Regions from separate parts of the Homo sapiens genome. Here region 2 is linked to region 1. Evidence: chromatin loops called from intact Hi-C (ENCODE). Cell type or tissue: PC-3. All regions are shown on one strand.

Evidence for each region. A loop is a pair of places that touch in the nucleus more often than their neighbours do. Peaks named below come from ENCODE experiments on the same cell type or tissue, not always from the same donor. Only the 100,000 strongest peaks of a DNase experiment are listed, where the experiment ranks them.
Region 2: it touches region 1 in a loop (10-fold over the local background); 1 of 110 quality-filtered maps calls a loop at or near these places.

What each region holds. Positions count from the first base shown.
Region 1 is chr21:37,154,545-37,157,044 of GRCh38, forward strand. TTC3 (tetratricopeptide repeat domain 3) reads left to right here. Exons shown (of 46, transcript NM_001330683.2): 28 at 2,111-2,362. Among named protein-coding and RNA genes, the nearest start is that of TTC3-AS1, 38 kb to the right of the region's middle. In PC-3, a CTCF peak has its summit at 986; a DNase peak (open chromatin) is centred at 937; H3K27ac peaks cover 1,795 bases.
Region 2 is chr21:37,008,878-37,011,377 of GRCh38, forward strand. The region is part of intron 2 of RIPPLY3 (ripply transcriptional repressor 3); the gene reads left to right. Among named protein-coding and RNA genes, the nearest start is that of RIPPLY3, 3.4 kb to the left of the region's middle. RefSeq lists an enhancer at 1,217-1,276. In PC-3, a CTCF peak has its summit at 1,179; a DNase peak (open chromatin) is centred at 1,174; H3K4me3 peaks cover 1,155 bases.

The sequences.
Region 1 (2,500 bases):
AGGACTGGAGAAATAGGTTTGCCTGGGTTATGCTACACGGTCAAGACTGCCAGCCACTGTTCATTCAGGTAAATGCAGCACTTGAGCCCTCCAGCTCACTGGCAGGAAAGGGTGAACATGTCTTTTGATATAAACCATGTGTTTTTTTTGTTTGTTTGTTTGTTTTTTTGAGACAGAGTGTCGCTCTGTTGCCCAGGCTGGAGTGCAGCGGCGCGATCTCGGCTCACTGCAAGCTCCGCCTCCCGGGTTCACGCCATTCTCCTGCCTCAGCCTCCCGAGCAGCTGGTACTACAGGTGCCTGCCACCACGCCTGGCTAATGTTTTGTATTTTTAGTAGAGACGGGGTTTCACCGTGTTAGCCAGGATGGTCTTGATCTCCTGACCTCGTGATCTGCCCACCTCGGCCTCCTAAAGTGCTGGGATTACAGGCGTCAGCCACCGCGCCCGGTCGATATAATCCATGTTTATTCTGTAGATTAAAGGTATCATTTTAATAAGGATATATGTATACTATTTAAAGTAGCAATTTTTATTTAAAGTTGTGAAATGAGTTCAAGCATGTTAATTAGTAAGGCTGTTACTACAGTCCTGAAGTAAAATGCACACTTACTTAAATAGTAAGTAAAGCAGTTTTCATTTCCTGGAATTTTCTTCAATAAAACGACTATTGGGTGGACTTACATCATGCACATATTTACCATAAGAGAGGTCCAGTTTTTATGTTCAGCAAAAGATGAAGGGAGGAAAGGAGGAAAGGAGGGAGGGAGAGAGAGAAATAATAGAGCACTAGTGAGATAAATTTAACATCCCAATAGTGAACACTGCCTGCCTGCATTCCCCTCACTGACCACAAGCTCTGACGTGGATAGGGAACGGGAATGTGCTATTTTTTCATTGGGCTCTCATAAATCTTTTATTGTGTGAGTATTCTACATGGTCCCTTATTCTGGTGTTTAAAGATCCTAATTTTCCTGCAACATGATCTCTGCAAGCTAACTCTTTAATCCAGAAGCAAGCAGTCTAGGATAATTTTGACTCTGAGCAATCTCTGCTTCATTTGTTGACTTCATTTGTTGACTAAGGCCCTCGGAAGAAGTGACCGTTTTATATTAGAGGCATGATGGAGAAACTGGACAGAGCTCCTTTTTGCTGGCTGTTCATCAGGAGTGGGGCTTCACCGTCATTTCAGTAGGAGTCTGTATGAGATTGTAGTCACCTGTTTTCTAATTTGGAGAGTGGAGAATAAAAGTAGGCATACTGACCACCTTGATTTTTGTAGAGAGGGGTGAGGACCCACATTTTGGGGAATAAGGAATGTTATTTTAGGTGTTGGGGAATGGGTTTACCCATTTCCTCTTTTAGACACATTTGGGAAGATTCTGCATATTGTTGATGTTTTATTACTATGGAATCCATATAAAGAATCATAAAATCTTGCTAGTTTATACTAATTGGAATGAAAGTCTTTATGAATTAGTGAAAACATTGTTTGGGTTTGTTTTTTTTTTTAGAGATAGGGTCTTGCCCCATCACCCAGGCTGGAGTGCAGTGGCGCCGTCATAGCTCACTGTAGCTTTGAAGTCCTGGGCTCAAGCAGTACCCCCACCTCAGCCTCCCAAGTAGCTGGGACTACAGGCATTTACCACCATGCCTGGCTAACTCTTTTTTTTTTTGTAAAGATAGGGGTCTTGCTATGTTGCCAGGGCTGGTATTGAACTCCTGGCTCAAGTGATCTTCCAGCCTTGTCCTCCCAAAGTGCTGGGGTTACGGGCCTAAGCCACCATACCTGGCCTCATTGTTATATTTTTAAAGGAATTTAATGCTATACTTTCATCTCCTAGGTCTAATAAAGGTAACTATGATAGTAGAAGGCTTTGGCCCACATTATTCAAATCTAATAGACAAGAATTATTATAATTAGCCTAACAATGTTAAATGGTGTTTCTAAAATGCCCAATAGCTTGAACGAATCTGTTCTCAACTATTTAAATGTTTTTGCTGAGAATATAAGCAAACTATAATCAGCTGCTTTCAGAGATGTGAAACTAAATGTGATTTTACAGTAAATAATTTCCCTCCTCTTCTGATTTGGGTTTTGTTTTTATTACAGGCTTAGATGCCACAGGAACTTTCTTTTCTCGTTATGGAGCATCTCTTAAACTGCTTGATTTTAGTATCATGACTTTCCTCTGGAATGAGAAATATGGTCACAAACTAGACTCTATAGAAGGAAAGCAACTTGATTATTTCTCTGAGCCAGCATCATTGAAGGAAGCCCGTTGTTTAATATGGCTGCTAGAAGAACACAGAGACAAGTTCCCAGCATTGCATAGTGCTTTAGATGAATTCTTTGATATAATGGGTATGTGGACTGAGTTTAGACTTATATTACATTTAATCTTAAGGGGGAAAAAATCTGTGAAGGACCTAGCTTGTTTAAATATATAACAAAGAAAATAGTGAAAATTATTATGGTACAATCAGTTTATGTGGGGAAGTT
Region 2 (2,500 bases), 150 kb before region 1:
TCGCTTGCCTTGGAGAAAAGCTTAGAGCACCATTAGCGTTGGGCCGGTGCCACAGAGCAAATAGGACTGAGCCCCATCTGAGGTGCCCAGAGTTGCCGTTAAAAGCCCCCACCCCGCGTCTGGCCCTTTCTGAAGCACTTTCAGCCCCGTCAAGCACTCCTGGGGTATCTCATGTTGTCTGAGCAAATACACTCAAGCAGAGGGCTTTGTGGGCAAGATTAATGACCTCCACCATTCTTTTGTTACTCTGCATTGGTAACTCAGTTGCTTTATACTTACTGATGTAATGACTTGCTTTCATAGAATTTACCTTTCCTTTGTTACATTTTAAAATATAAATTGATGACTTTTACTTAATTTTTTTTTTTTTGATGACTCTTAAAACACTGAAGAATTAGGCTGGGAAAGACCATGTATTGAATTTACGTAACACGTGTTATATGGACTAACGTGCAGTTATTTGTAATATGGTAAGAAAACTTGATTGTGGGAAAACAGACCTTCACCGTATTTTGATATTTACACGACTTTATTAAATTAATCTGAATATTGGGAATTTTAATTTACTTCAAAGAAGGAAGCAGATAAAAGATAAATCAATTAACAAGAGATGATTTTTAGTCCCCGATTATTTATACATATATCTAAATAATGTAAAATCCCTTCTTTTGCATTCAAACTTAGTTCTTAAACATAAAATTTAAAGGTGCTTGTGTGAGAATATAGATGTTTACAATTATCCAGTTTTCTTTTAAATGAAATGGATGTGGAGCCTATCAGTTTCTTGCAGGAATAAAAATACGATAGCACGCTCCCTAAGTAAGACAGATGGTTTTGGGTTTTGTTTTCTGTTTTGATAAGGCCGTTTGTGAGAAAAATTTACTTGCAGAGAAATGTTAAACGTTAACTTTCTCGCTGATCAGCAGGTAGCCTGTCACGCTGAAGTAGTTCTGTCCACGGATGTGGGTGTGGGAAGAGTGGTTGTTCCCTGGGGGCTGTAGAGCCCGCCAATCCTCACCCCTAGCCCGGAGCCCGCTCTTTGCAGAGCCCAGCTGGTTGCGCAGAGCGACCAGCGCCAGTCTGTGCTCTGGTACTGTGCACCGCCCTGGGTTCCCTGCAGTCCACCGACGAGAGCTGCCCAGCGCAGGGAAGGAACGCTTCTTGCTCAACAGCGCCCTCGCCCGACAAAGCAGGACAATTCCCCAGCTCCCAAGCCCTCTTCTGTATTTCTCAAAAATGCCATTGGCTGGAGTGGCGGTGAAGAGGACTAACGCCTGGTGACCTGTACCAGGGCTCCCGGCAAGCAAAGCAAAACTAGAATAAAACCTCAAGTAGGCCGGGCGCGTGGCTCACCCTGTAATCTCAGCACTTTGGGAGGCCGAGGCGGTCGGATCATCTGAGGTCAGGAGTTCGAGACTGACCTCACGAACATGGTGAAACCCTGTCTCTACTAAAAATACAAAAGTTAGCCAGGCAGTGGTGGTGTGCGCCTGTAATCCTAGCTACTCGGGATGCTGAAGCAGGAGGATCGCTTGAACCTGGGAGGCAGAGGTTGCAGTGAGCTGAGATCGGGACACTGCATTCCAGCGTGGGAGACAGAATGAGACCCTGTCTCAAAAACAAAAATAAAACCCAAAAAACCCTCAAGCAGAGGGAAGGCCTCAAGGCCCTGTACTCTGAGCAGCACGGTCACCCTCACCCACTTCATGCCCCTACAACACTTAGGGAGCTATCTCCCTCCCCTACCTGCACCTTTCTTGATCTCTGTTGCGTTTCCCTCCTGGCCACTTGCGGGCACTGTCAGGGAGGCAGTTTCCTGGAAAACATCAGGGACTGTTTGTTCTTCTGGGCCTGCCCTATCTGCCAGGCTCCCACTTCTTAGCCCTAGCCCGGTCAGAGACTCGAACGGGGAGGAGAAGGCTGACCCCCACTGAAAGCCTCTCTGCACCTGTCAGTCCTCAGGCTCATAGGAAAACACACTCGCACATATGTTAAACGCAGTGCTTGCGTTGTGCACATTTCTGTTCTCGTGTTTCATTATAAAATGTGAATATTTAGACATTTCCCTCAGCAGACAAAGGATCCTTTTGGAAAACAATCAGGATATTTATGGCATTTTTTTTTTTTGAGGCGGAGTTTCGCTCTTGTCGCCCAGGCTGGAGTGCAATGGTGCAGTCTCAGCTCACTGCAATCTCAGCTCACTGCAGCCTCTGCCTCCCAGGTTCAAGCGATTCGCCTGCCTCAGCCTCCAAGTAGCTGGGATTACAAGCGTGCGCCACCACGCCCGGCTAATTTTTGTATTTGTAGTAGGGACGGGGGTTTCACTATGTTGGCCAGGCTGGTCTCGAACTCCTGACCTCAGATCGTGATGCTCCTGCCTCCGCCTCCCACAGTGCTGGTAATTACGGGCGTGAGCCACTGCGCCCTGCCTGGCATAAAACTTTTAAAGCTGCATATGTTTGTGGGGTAAGGTTTTTAAAGTGGATAAAGGTGTGCTGAA